2 separate regions of the Homo sapiens genome follow, and region 1 is linked to region 2. A link is a loop called in an ENCODE intact Hi-C map of the cell type or tissue named here. Cell type or tissue: heart left ventricle. All regions are shown on one strand. Each heading gives the region's core, and the rest is flanking DNA. Links, peaks and the distances in the headings are about the cores only. Region 1 overlaps ANAPC16 (anaphase promoting complex subunit 16). Region 2 overlaps ASCC1 (activating signal cointegrator 1 complex subunit 1).

What was found. Peaks named below come from ENCODE experiments on the same cell type or tissue, not always from the same donor. Only the 100,000 strongest peaks of a DNase experiment are listed, where the experiment ranks them.
Region 1: it touches region 2 in a loop (2.7-fold over the local background); 58 of 110 quality-filtered maps call a loop at or near these places.

The regions. Positions count from the first base shown.
Region 1 is chr10:72,222,079-72,232,460 of GRCh38, reverse strand. ANAPC16 (anaphase promoting complex subunit 16) reads right to left here. Exons shown (of 4, transcript NM_173473.4): 2 at 8,405-8,573; 3 at 2,021-2,095. The coding sequence starts at 8,546. Among named protein-coding and RNA genes, the nearest start is that of ASCC1, 11 kb to the right of the region's middle. In heart left ventricle, for the core only: no CTCF peak of the experiment used is centred there; no DNase peak of the experiment used is centred there.
Region 2 is chr10:72,124,228-72,128,227 of GRCh38, reverse strand. It overlaps ASCC1 (activating signal cointegrator 1 complex subunit 1), which reads left to right. Exons shown (of 10, transcript NM_001198800.3): 9 at 61-146. Among named protein-coding and RNA genes, the nearest start is that of SPOCK2, 38 kb to the right of the region's middle. In heart left ventricle, for the core only: a CTCF peak has its summit at 1,844 (motif pointing left); no DNase peak of the experiment used is centred there; H3K27ac peaks cover 1,107 bases.

The DNA of each region.
Region 1 (10,382 bases), core at 2,980-6,979, 100 kb before region 2:
GTGATTCTCCCGCCTCAGCCTCCTGAGTAGCTGGGACTACAGGCACCCGCCATCGTGCCCAGCTAAGTTTTTTATTTTTGTAGAGATGGGGTTTCACCATGTTGGCCAGGCTAGTCTCGAACTCCTGACCTCAGGTGATCTGCCTGCCTCAGCCTCCCAAAGTGCTGGGATTACAGACGTGAGCCACTGTGCCCGACCCTCAAAATTCTCATAATGGGGTCTTATTCTATGCTGGTCAGAAGCTTAATTTTTTTTTTTTTTTTTTTTTTTTTTTGAGACAGAGTTTCACCCTTATTGCCCAGGCTGGAGTGCAATGGTGTGATCTCAGCTCACTGCAACCTCTGTCTCCTGGGTCCAAGCGATTCTGCTGCCTCAGCCTCCCGAGTAGCTGGAATTACAGGCATATGCCACCATGCCTGGCTAATTTTGTATTTTTAGTAGAGATGGGGTTTCTCCATGTTGGTCAGGCCAGTCTCGAACTCCCGACCTCAGGTGATCCGCCCGTGTCAGCCTCCCAAATTGTTGGGATTATAGGCATGAGCCACCGTGCCCGGCCTATTTTTTTTTTTTTAAGTTGGAAGTTTCTTCTAATGTTAAAAGAAGAAAGGCTGGGCGCAGTGGCTCATGCCTGTAATCCAAGCACTTTGGGATGCCAAGGCAGGCGGATCACAAGGTCAAGAGATCAAGACCATCCTGGCCAACATGGTGAAACCCCATCTCTACTAAAAATACAAAAATTAGCTGGGCGTGGTGGCGTGCACCTGTAGTCCCAGCTATTTGTGAGGCTGAGGAAGGAGAATCACTTGAACCCAGGAGGCAAAGGTTGCAGTGAGCCGCGATCATGCCATTGCACTCCAGCCCGGGTGACAGTGAGAGACTCCGTCTCAAAAAATAAAAGTCATTTTAAAATAAAATGATCACATTTTCAGGATGTGCCCTATTTTTTTCCAGAGACAGGGTCTCACTCTGTCACCAAGGCTGGAGTATGCCTCCTGGGCTGAAGCGATCGTCCCAACTCAGCCTCCCACGTAGCTGGGACCACAGGCATGCACCACCATTCTCCACTAATTTTTGTATTTTCTTTTTTTAGATATGGGGTTTCACCATGTTGCCCAGGTCAGTCTTGAACTCCTGGGCTCAAGCAGTCTTCCTGCTTCAGCCTCCCAACGTGCTGGGATTAGAGGCATGAGCTACTGCACCCGGCCTGGATGTGCTCTGTTCCTAAAAAAAGTACTCATCCTCTATGCCATAGTGATTTGTGGACTAAAATCCTAGGGTTAGAGGCAATTACAGCTTTTCCCCCTACATAAAGTTTCAATGGAGAAATGGTCTGGAGGGGGAACACAGTTTGTTGATGCAGAAATGAAGGCCTGGTGAGGCCTAATGTAACAGAAAAAGTGTTATCAGGATGTTAGAGTATAGACAGACCAGGAGGTATCGTACAAATACTTGAAGATGATGATGGTAACCAGTGGAGGACAACAGTAAAAGGAGGTTTCAGACAGGAGAGGAAAAAGTAACACAAGAGGAGCAGGAAGCACTGACTCCCTGGAGGACCAACTTTTTTTGTTTTTCAGACAGGGTCTCTGTTGCACAGGCTAGAGTGCAGTGCTGTGATTCCGGCTCATTGCAGCCTCAACCTCCCGGGCTCAAGTGATCTTCCCACCTCAGCCTCCCAAGTAGCTGGGACTACAGGTATGCGCCACCATGCCTGACTAATTTTTTCTTTGTAGAGATGCAGTTTCACCATGTTGGCCAGGCTGGTCTCAAACTCCTGACCTCAAGTGATCCACCCGCCTCAGCCTCCCAAAGTGCTGGGATTACAAACGTGAGCCACTGCACTCGGCCCCAACCTTAAGCCTCAATGTGGACATTATGACTAGATTAAGACCTAGAATGTTCTTTAATTTAGGAAGTCCACTAAAATAGCCTTGCTGAGTTTGGGGATTTTTGTCACAGCCTCATCCACCCCCTAGCAAATTTATTCTCACAGTCAAGTACGCAACACTCATGTGCTTACCATGTTTCACCTGTTTAAGCGTGGATGCCACTTGATAGCTAAAAACAGATTCGCAGAGGAATCTCTCAGAGCCATCTACAAACAAAAGGAGAAAAGGTTTTAATCTGCTCTAAAGGTTTTATGGCTTCTGATAAACCAAGTAAACTTGTCTATTCTTTTCCCTGCTTGTACATTCAGGGTCTAGTTCTCAGTGTTTACAAAGACGGGTTCTGCTTCATTTAGAACTAAGACTGTTATAAAAGCTATTTATTCTATACCTAGAATATTAAAATAGTCCCTCTACTTAAGAGTTTAAAAATAGTGTTTAAAAAAACAAAAACAAGAAACCTCCGTCTGATGTCCTGGTCAACACTTCCCTCCTCCCAACCTGAGAGTTCCTTAATGTTCTCCTGTATGTCAAGCAAACACTGGCAGCTGACACATTTGGCCTTGTGGCTGGCTCCTGTAGTGTCAAAATATAAAGGTTCACCAAAACTCCAAATCATTTTCAGTCTAAAAAACAAAGCTGAGGAAAAAATTGTTGATTTTTAATATATCAAATTACATCACTCTGACAATCACAGAACACTGCTGGGAAATTTCATTCTGTGAACGCAAACTGTAACCTTGATTTTCCAACTGAACCAAAACACTGCAATTTGGATGACGATAAGAGTATGGTGCAAGTTCAGAACCTAGAATTGTACTGGTGCCAAGAACTGCCAACAAGAAGTGGCCAACTCAGTTGCCACAGCACTTGGAAGATGATCATGAAACATAAGCTAGTTCATGTTATTCCTTGTCAGGCAAGGGCTGATACAGCAAAACATATTCTCAAAAATTTACAGCTCACGTAGAAACATTTGATTTTTAAAAAGGTAGCAGAAACCATTTGGGGGATGTACCTTATTGCGAAAATCCTAAAACAAACGGGGAGAGAGGACACAGCTGTCCTTTTTCAGGCAGTACTTCACGTTAGCACTACTAGGCCTCAAGCATTCACCCATCAATCATGGGTTGTTGTGTTGGCCAGGTATTACATGGCAAGCAGACAGGACTAACACATTCTGGCCTCATGCTGAGTTTCACACAAAGGAAACCTTATTTCAGAAGTCACAATAACCAATTAAAAAAAAAAACAACTATAGATACTGTATCCAAAGAGCTTGAATATATAACCAAGAGGGCATCCTTCCAATATCATCTTCAAAGTGATCAAAAAAAAAAAAAAAAGAGAAAAAGAAAAAAATGAAAGTATAATTATTGGGATGTATACTTTTTGTATTCTTCAGAGACAGTGTTACATTCTGTAAATTCAAACTCAGTCTCAAAAAAAAAAGGGGTTTGAATGTCAGCAGTCATTATCCTATTCATATTCTTGCTTAAAAAGTCCAATTATAACTCATATTTTATTTTAGAAAGAGGAAAGCATAGACAATTAGAGTTTACCTCCCAGATGGTTTGATCCTGAACTTTAGGATTACACACAAGGCAGTGGGAATTATAGGCTATAAGGATCAGGCCAAGATGTATATGGAAGCTCCTGAAAGTGCCACCTCTCACTTGCATTTAATCACAGGCACCATTAGGATAAAATAGTTAAGTTGTGATATTTGCATATTTTCCTTGGTAATGAACTTCAAAGCAAAAGGATATAAGCTAAACTTTCAAAAAGGAACCTCTGCATTTCACTCCACCACACTATATGCCTGTGGAACACACTTTTGCTGATTTGCAGCTCCCTATTAACGTCCAAGTCCAATTGCTTCTTAGCCACATCCTATTAGATGTGGTATCAGTACCAGTCTAAAGCCTGGAATTGCTCCAGAACGGAGTCAGCTGGGGGCAATCTCTTCCATTTAGAAACTGTAATCAAACCCTTTGTAACACAGCAGGTAGCAATACATCAGCTTTCCTTGTCAGGGACAAGCACAGGTCATAAACAGGGAAAAGTTTAGTAAATTACCCAAATCTAACACCATAGCCAACTCCAATAAATAAGGATGGTAACAAATACATTAAAAAGAATATTACCTCACAGTAGGCAATTAGACAATGCCAGATAATTTATACTTCAGTGGCTACAATGTCTCTAAAATACAGCCACTGATGGGCTGGAAGGCAGTTTCTAATGTGCTCAGTAATAACTGGGTGAGGACAATTTTGGCCAAGGGCAGGAGAATGCTGCAAACTGCTGTATGCTGCTTATGTGAGGTGTCTGTTATCAGAGAGCAGAGGCACAAAAAAGTTAATTCACAAGGTTAACTACAGGTGATTTGGGTTTACTATCCTAGACTCACAAGGATGTAACATCAAGTTGAACCTTTTGAGATTAAAAACAGCATCCATCCTTGATTCCTAACTGCTTTTGTTCCTTACTCTTGACAGGCAACCCTTCCTGCTCTATTTTCATATCCTTTTTTTTTTTTTTTAAACCAAGTCTCGCTCTGTCGCCCAGGCTGGGGGGCAGTGGCATGATCTCGGCTCACTGCAACCTCCGCCTCCTGGGTTCAAGCAATTCTCTCAGCCTCCTGAGTAGCTGGGACTATAGGCACACACCACGATGCCTTTTTTTTTTTTTTTTTGTATTTTTAGTAGAGGTGGGGTTTCACCATATTGGTCAGGCTGGTCTCGAACTCCTGACCTCAGGTGATCCGCCCACCTCGGCCTCCCAAAGTGCTGGGATTACAGGCGTGAGGCACCGTGCCCGGCCTCTATTTTCATATTCTATTAAACTATTATTGGTCAGGTACATGTGTGTTAGATTTATTGTATAATAGAATAGTATCACCTATAAACATGGTAGAAAATGCTTCCAAATCCAACATCCTTACATTTCAGAGTACTCTTCTCAATTTAATATTCTTGATTTGACCAAGAATATTAAATGGGTTTAGGGGTTGCCATCTCTACATTATTTTTCAGTCTTTAAGTGTAATACTCTTTATATTCTTAAGATTTTAGATTTTTAAAGATTATCTTAATCTTTTTAAGATTTAAGATTATTGGTAAAACTTGAAATGTAAGAAACACAATCAAAACTGTGCACTGTGTATTTATACTTAATATAAATGTATCCTACAACAGAAACACAACACATTTCTCCATGAAGCATATTGAGATGGAATAAAAATGGATAGATCTATAACTCGTTAGAACATCAACATTCAGACTAATCTCAGAAGCCTTTCTTCTTCAATATCTCCACATAATTTGATGTATACTGACAAAGAATGCTGATAGCTTTGAGACTGTGGAGGTACCTCCTGTATTAAATTCCTCTTATAGCTAGAATTTAAATGACTTTAATCTTAGAGCTCCATTGTTGAATATGGATTCTTCTGCTGCTATAAAACTCATTAAGCAATTTAAGTGTCTCCCATTTTTGATTTGTTTTGTGGGAAACTTCCTTAATACTAGGTCTTTGCTGCATATAAATGAAGTCATAATATAGTTTTAGCACCAAATATGGTAACAGGGCCCCAATTGTTCACTACTTCTAACCAGACTCAGTGATACTAACTTGAGTATTTAGTTAACACAATTAAAGAAAATAAAAAGGCAAAGAGAGAAGTACATGTATCACTAATTACATATGCTACCTGGTCATCTACCTCACCACTAGTCATAACCCAAACCAATCCTAGGGAGCTCTATGGTCCCAGAGTCCCCCCGTGGTTTCCTGTCACAAATGATTTTGGGCTTAACCCGTAACTCTTTTTATTATTTCTGATTATTCATCACCCCCAAGGCCAACTATAGTTTGTATCTTTTCTTTTCTTTTTTTTTTTTTGAGACAAGGTCTCCATCACCCAGGCTCGAATGCAGTGATGCGATCACAGCTCACTGCAGCCTCCACCTCCCAGGCTCAGGTGAACCTCCCACCTCACCTTCCTAAGTAGCTGGGACTACAGCCACGTGCCACCACACCCAGCTAATTTTCTATTTTTTCTAGAGACAGGATTTCGTCATGTTGCCCAGGCTGGTCTCAAACTCCTGGGTTCAAGCAATCTGCCTGCCTCAGCCTCCCAAAGTGCTGGGATTACAGGTGTGAGTCACTATGCCTGGCCTATAGTTTGTATCTTTCTCACAGATATTCCTAGATTAGTTTTAAAATATAGTTGTGTAAATTTGAAATATTAAGGCCAGGTGCGGTGGTTCATGCCTGTAATCATAGCACTTTGGGAGGCTGAGGTGGGCAGATCATTTGAGGTCAGGAGTTCAAGCTCAGCCTGGGCAACATGGCGAAACCCTGCCTCTATTAAAAATATTAAAAAAATTAGCCAGGTGTGGTGGTGGGCACCTGTAATCCCAGCTGCTTGGGAGGCTGGGGCAGGAGAATCACTTGAACCCGGGAGGCAGAGGTTGTAGTGAGCCAAGATCGAGCCACTGCACTACAGCCTGGGCAACAGAGCGAGACTCTGTCTCAAAAAAAAAAAAAAATTGCAACACTTAAAGGAAAAAAGATCAATATATAATTAAGCACTAAAATACTAGAATCAAGTAAATTTTGAATCCTTAATAGGTTATTCCCCAAAGCTTTTTTTTTGCTTTTTTTTTTTGAGACAGAGTCTTGCTCTGTCACCAGCCTGGAGTACAGTGGCATGATATCTGCTCACCGCAACCTCTGCCTCCCAGATTCAAGTGATTCTCCTGCCTCAGCCTCCTGAGTAGCTGGACTACAGGCATGCGCCACCACATCCAGCTAATTTTTTTGTATTTTTAGTAGAGACGGGGTTTCACCATGTTAGCCAAGATGGTCTCAATCTCCTGACCTTGTGATCTGCCTGCCTTGGCCTCCAGAAGTGCTGGGATTACAGGCGTGAGTTACTGCGCCTGGCCTCCCAGTGCTTTTTAAAAATTTATTATTACTATTTTTTGAGACAGAGTCTCATTCTGTCACCCAGGCTGGAGTGCCATGGCATGATCATGGCTCAATGCAACCTTGAACTCCTGGGCTCAAACAATCCTCATGCCTTGGCTTCCCAAAATGCTGAAATTTTAGGTTTGAGCCACCACTCCTGGTCCCAATGTTTTTCAAAATATGGAAGACTGCCTTCATGAGAAGGGCCTGGATGCTGGTAAAAAATGGACTCCTGAGCTACACCCTAGACTAATTCAGAAACTCTAAGGTGGGCCCAGAAATATGCATTTTATTTATTTATTTATATATATTTTTGAGACAGAGTCTTGCTCTGTCACCCAGGCTGGAGTGCAGTGGCACAATATTGGCTCACTAAAACCTCTGCCTTCTGGGTTCAAGTGATTCTCCTGCCTCAGCCTCCCGATTAGCTGGGATTACAGACATCGCCACCATGCCCAGCTAGTTTTTGTATTTTTAGTAGAGATGGGGTTTCACCATGTTGGGCAGGCTGGTCTCGAACTCCTGACCTCAGGTGATCCACCCGCCTTGGCCTCCCAAAGTGCTAGAATTACAGGCATGAGCTACAGTGCCTGGCCAGAAATGTGCATTTTAAGTAACCTCTTTGCTCTTCAAATGACATGCTTACAGCCTGTACCCTGATCTTGGCCAGCCAGTCAGCCAATGATGCTGAACAAGATGGTGAATGATTTGATGCAAATCTGGCTTTGGTGCTATAAGAACCACACGGCATCATGCTGCAGTGGGTCAGGAGTCATGTTCACACAAAAGGGCAATGTATTAGCTTTTATTCCCTCTTAGAACCTTTCTGACAGGGTGAATCTATCCGTAGATTAATCACCCTAGAAAAAAATACATCAAACCTACTACCATGGGAGGTAGACAGGTGCCAGGATAAAGCAAACTGGAGTAGGAGGTCAAGAGAATTCCTGGATTCAGTGCTGCCTCTGCGTTTTTTTTTTTTTTTGAGACAGAGTCTCATTCTGTCACCCAGGCTGGAGTGCAGTGGCGAGATCTCGGCACATGGCAACTTCTACCTCCCAGGTTCAAGTGATTCTCCTGCCTCAGCCTCCCCAGTAGCCGGGATTACAGGCGCCTACCACCATGCCCGGCTAATTTTTGTATTTTTAGTAGAAATGGGGTTTCACCATGTTGGCCAGGCTGCTCTCAAACTCTTGGCCTCAAGTGATCCACCTGCCTCAGTCTCCCAAAGTGCTGGGATAACAGGAGTGAGCCACCGTGCCCAGCCCTGACTCTGCCTTTAACCTGGTCAAATCACTTAACTTTTCTGGATCTAAATAACTCTAGATGACTTCATTGATTTCCAAAGTCCTTTTCAGCTCCAAAATTCTGATTCTGGAGCAAGACTTGTTTTTAAAGATACTATTTTGAGATGGGGACAAGAAATGAAATGTGGAGCTGAAATCAGGGCAAACTCATCTTTAATCCACTTAATAGCTTCTTTACAATTAATATGCATTGCAGATCTGAATCCAATTATTCAGAAAGCAGCATGAGATCACCTTCTAACATCTCTCCAGCTCCTTTGGGGTAGGTGAAAAGGGCTTTCCGTGGTGGGGCAAGGTCTGAGACACTGAAACCAGATCCAGTGACAGAACTTCCACTGACCCCACCAGCTGAGGAGGATGATGATGAAGCAGCCATTTCCTCTCTAGCAGAGTTCTTACTTCACTACAGAGAAAGAAAAACAGCAATTGGCAAGTTTATGGAAGTGAGAGTGACAACATTTCATTCTAGCTGCTGTAAGGGCCAGCATACAGTTTTGTAAAGAGTTAGCTCCCCTTTTTTCTATGCTCTCTACTTTCACAATATTTTATTGATGTCTCAGGCCAAAATATCAGTCAGGTTTTGAACTGAAAATATGCTTAAGAATAGTATATCTACTTAAAACATGAATTCCTACCATTAGCGAACTGTTTATGTCAACTAAGATTGACTGTGGGTGATTTATGAGTTATGAAGGGGTGATATGGCAGTGCCAAGGCAGAAATTTGACAGAGGAAATAAGTTATACGAGGATAAAAGCATCACACTTCATAGGACAGTTTTTCTTGGATACATCCTGATCAAGCCACAACAATAAATTATAATATTTTCCAAATAACATTCCAGAATAACACTGTGTTCTGTTCCCAGGGAAGGGGAACTAGTTAGGAAATACATATTGGCTTTCTCATTAAAAATTAACCTTTTGGCCAGGCACGGTGGCTCACGCCTGTAATTCCAGCACTTTGGGAGGCCGAGACGGATAGGTCACCTGAGGCCAGGAGTTCAAGACCAGCCTGGCCAACATGGCGAAACTCTGTCTCTACTAAAAATACAAAAAAATTTAGCAGGGCGTGGTGGTGGACGCCTCTCATCCCAGCTACTCAGGAGGCTGAGGCAAGAGAATCATTTGAACCCGGGAGGCGGAGGTTGCAGTGAGCCTGGGCGACAGAGCGGGACTCTCAAAAAAAAAAAAAAAAAAAAAAAAAAATTAACCTTTTCATCTAAATGTAATACCCAAACTTATCACTTGGTGGCATCCCAAAACTGGAACAAAAAGTTCAGGAAACAATCTTGGAAACCATGGCCTATTATGAACAGAGCACCTACCTGTGAGTGTTTAATCCTATTTCATACCAAAAAATGCAAATGTTAACGAGAAAACTGTACTGAATACATGACACCTTACAAAAGTTCAAAACAAAACCCTCCCTTTGCCACAGAAGCTTACACGACTTTAACAAAAATTCTAAAAAGTGTATATGGTATTTTCTTTCTTTCCTTTTTTAATTTTTTGAGACGGAGTCTCGCTCTTGTCGCCCACGCTAGAGTGCAGTGGCATGATATCGGCTCACCGCAACCTCCGTCTCCTAGGTTCAAGCGATTCTCCTGTCTCAGCCTCCTGAGTAGCTGGAATTACAGGCATGAGCCACCATGCCCAGCTAATTTTTGTATTTTTAGTAGGCACGGGGTTTCACCACGTTGGCCATGCTGGTCTCAAACTCCTGACCTCAGGTGATTTGCCTGCCTTGGCCTCCCAAAGTGCTGGGATTACAGGCATGAGCCACTGCGCCTGGCCTCTTTCCTTTTTTTTTTTTTTTTAAATAGAGACAAGGTCTTGCTATGTTGCTCAGTCTGGTATGTATGTATGTATTTATTTACGGAGTCTCGCTCTGTTGGCAGGCTGGAGTGCAGTGGCGCGATCTCTGCTCACTGCAACCTCTGCCTCCCAGGTTCAAGCGATTCTCCTGCCTCAACCTCCTGAGTAGCTGGGACTACAGGCGCGTGCCACCACGCCCAGCTAATTTTTGTATTTTTAGTTGAGACAGGGTTTCGCCATGTTGGCCAGGATGGTCTCCATCTCTTGACCTCGTGATCTGCCTGCCTCGGCCTCCCAAAGTGCTGGGATTACAGGCATGAGCCATCATGCCCGGCCAGTCTGGTCTTTAACTCCTGGTCTCAAGTGATTCTCCCACCGTGGTCTCCCAAAGTCTC
Region 2 (4,000 bases), core at 1-4,000:
ATCCAAGAGAAAACAACCAATCAATCTAAGCTTCTAACATTATCTTTGGAATATTTACAGCTGAAGGCAGGTACAATCTCTACACAGCGGAAGGCAAATATATCTTCAAGGAAAGAGAATCATTTGATGGCCGAAATATTTTAAAGGTCAGTATGAAGCAGAGTGAATTGGAAATCCTTTGGCACATGTCCTAAATAAGGCAGGAAAACAAGTAGTTCTCCGTATATTTCTTCATACTTCTTCATACTTTTTCTCATACTTTTTTTTTTTAATTATCTAAAGGGAAAGAGAGGAAAAGTAGCTGGTCCTCTTAAGGCTTTGGCACTTCTAGAGTATTTGAAATTGGTGGTTTGTTTGTTTATTTGTTTATCTGAGACAGTGTCTCGCTCTGTTGCTCACGCTGGAGTGCAGTGGTGCAAACACTGCTCACTGGAGCCTTGACCTCCTGGGCTCAAGTGGTCCTGCCACCTCTGTCTCCCAAAGTGCTGGAATAACAGGTGTGAGCCTCTGCACCCTGCCTGAAATTGGTGATATAAGAAACACTTAGGAAAAAAAAAAAAAAAGAAACCCTTAGGTATTCCAACCACTTGGATTCATAGAAATAAGTTGATTTCAACCTAAGTTTTACTCTGTACTTATGAGGTTTGAGCTTGCATTTTTTTTAAGTGGAAAATAATTATTTGTCTTGTTTTAGTAGATTTTTCTCTTTACCCACAAAGTCAATCTCTGCAGTGGCTTTATAAGCCATTTTTACTCAGGAACAGCCTATGTCCTAAAAAGTAGATGGTCCATTTTTGACCATTGAAGCTTTGCCTTTCTGAGTGTTGAATTAATCTATGAAATGTAAGTAAAGGGGTTCTTCAGGATTACATTTGTCTTTCTCTAACAGACTACCCTTCTGTAATATTCATGATTTATGCCTTCTCCATCAGGTTAGCATGCCATTGTTCCTCTGGACAAAGAGAAACATAAGTTGATACTAATGGAGAGGTTTTCATTTCTTCTTTTCACTTGCTCTGTAAGGGTTTAGGTCATTTTCAAGGCTATGGGTGTTTTGCTGAGGTGGAGGAGGGAGTATATGATAACGTCAGAATAGGCTTTAGCTTTAGAAATGCTTTTACTTTTTCTTCCCTATTCCACCCTCCATTCCCTTATGTTGTCTCTTTACAGTTTTTTTGCCAAATGCCTAATGTGACCCCATTGCTTTAATTAATGACATCACTCTTCAGCAGCTGTGACTGCTTACCATGGAGCCCAATAGGGCAGTGTCAGCCATCGTCTCAGGCATTCCCGCACCTGCATTGCAGAGCTATGCTGAGTCCTTCCTTTCCTTGATATGTTTTCTCTTTTTGAGTAGTTTTCTTGTTTTTGAGGTAGCTTTGGGTTTGAGTGGCAGGCTGCTAATGAATTCAGTTGTAGTTAACTTTACTGTTTTTTCCAGGCTACAGCTTCGGTGTGATATGAATCTTTCTCCTCCTTTATCTCCCTTCTTTGGGGATTTTCCAGTATCACAATGAATTACTTTGCTTTTTGTTGTTGTTAATTTGGTTAAGAAAGAAAATAGACTGAATGGGGAAAGAAATCTTTAGGAATGGCTCAAAGCCAACTGGGTTTTCATGGAATTAAAACTGAAGCCTTGTGTGTTGGTACAAGTCAGGTGTGAGGTGCTTTGACATCTGTAAGAGTGGGGTGATGGCAGAGAGCCTGTTGGGTGGCCGTATGAGCAGTGTGGAGCTCTTACCTTGCTATAGAATTTCTCTCATTCTGGAAAGTAAGTTTTCAATTTAACTGCTTTTCCCTGAAATCTTCTGAACCACCCCAGTGATGATATGAATGTAGCTCCCTCTGGTGTTGACAAGGACTTGCTATATCAGTAATACCCTTATTAATTCAAGCCCAATCACTTTTAGAGCTGGACCTAGCTAGGTTCTTGGAGACCATTTAGTCCAATTCCCCACTTTAATCTCTGACATGAAATCTACTAAGGTAAAGTGACTTGCCAGAGGTACCGCTAGTTAGTAGCAGAATCTGAATCAGAAAAGAAAGACTCAAAACTCACAAATTGAGCATTATTTTCTGCTGCCTCCCGTAAAGATGCCCAGTGTTTAGGTAGAGACCATTAGATATTTGAAGTTGGGCATATCTGCCTGATCTGGGATAATGGCCAATTAAAGCTTGTTTCATTAATGGTGGGGCAGTGAGTGTGCCAATTAGTCTAAAACCGTAGCTAGTTAATAATTAGATTTTTGTATCGAATATAATATCAACACTAACAGAAATACTTATTGACTATATACCATCTGCCAGACTATGTGCCTTAAAGATGAAACAGTCATTATGATACAATCCCTGCCTTCTAGGAGCTTCCAGTCCGTGAGGGGTACAGATAGTTAATAGACAATTAGAATATAAAAACCATGGGGTGAGTTATGGACAAGTGCCTTTGACCACAGATAGTTATGATGACGTATCCTTTAGTATAGTATTTAATATTTTACTCCTTAATCACTAGTTCCAGAAAAATAATCTTTCACCTATGTTCAATCAAGAGAATTAGCTTCTTTTTTAAAATAAAAGTAAATGTGGGCTCCAACAGTTACCTCCCACCCCCAACACAGAGGCAGTTAAATATGCTTGTGAAGTAGCCATAGTCCACCCACCTTTTGGCATTACCATGAATGGACACGTCTTTCTCAATTAAAACATGAGAATCCATGGCTCCTGAAGCCCTTAAAATAAAAACAGGATTTAGAAAACCAGTGAACTTCATATATATAGTTTTTGTATGATATGAAATTATTATGCTTAGAAAGAAAAAAAATCAATTTCACTAACAAGATAGGAACTGACTTGGAGTAAACAGAAAGGTTAACTGTATTGGTTGTTAAGGAGCCCAGGCATACGTGTGCAGCATATTAACAGCTGCATAGGCCAAGGATCAGGAATGCTGGTGATGGGAGGCAGCCTTAGAAAAAAAAAATCAACTTCATCTACTATTCAAAGAGAAACAAAACAAGAAAGAAAGTCATTGCTCATTGCTGTAAGAATTTAATGAGTAACAGCCAATTGCTATTCTACTCCATGAAGAAAATTGGTTCTTTTGGCTTGGTATAATATGTGTTCTGGGAGCCTTAGTAAGAAAAAAGAAATCTTTAATGACTGTTGCAGATGGAAGCCACATTTTTCTTTTGTACAGCTTTTTTGAGAGTTGTTGCAGCTGTAATATACTAGTGTCTGGTTATTCCTAGTTAAAAATAAGAAAGTCTTGCCCTAAGAAAGACTTTGAATTAAGAACTGACAACTAGAATCATTCTCCTGTGTTATTCAAACCTGAAAAAGAACAAACATATTTGGTTATGGTGGTTTTTTATGGAAAAGTGCCAGATAGCTCCAAAAGGAGGATGCATGAGTGAAGAAGACCTAGGCCAAATTAATGGGATGGTGTCCCCTCAGAGAGTATCCATTTCTAATCTAAGAGATAGCAAAAAAAAAAAAAAAAAAAAAGATGTTGTTTGTTTAGCCATAGGCAGTGATAAATTTATAATTGGAGAAATCATGCTGACCTAAAGACACACTGCCTGGAAGTAAATGCTCCCTCACTAGCTAGAAGTAAAATGGTCATTAATTGCCAGCTTCTGGGGAGAGAGGTAATGACAGTCTGTTTGGGGTCTTAAGCAATAGAATCAGTATTCCAAGATTGTGCTCTCAGCAGATTGAACCAGGGGTACAATGTTAACTGTTCAAAAGCATAGCTTCTGACTGCAGAGTGAAGAGGAGGCATTAGAGCCCTAGGTTGTACTCATCAGAGAAGGTGATATGGTACAAATAAAGGCACAGTGATATATTTGGGAAAGAATGGAAAGTACTATAGGTCTAAAGTCAGAGGATAGTGTAAAAGTGCCATTTCTTTAGACACTTAGAAATCCTGGAAAATATAAGCCATGTAAAAGGGAGATGAATTTGTACCTTTTCTATTTTATATATAAGAATCTTTTAATTT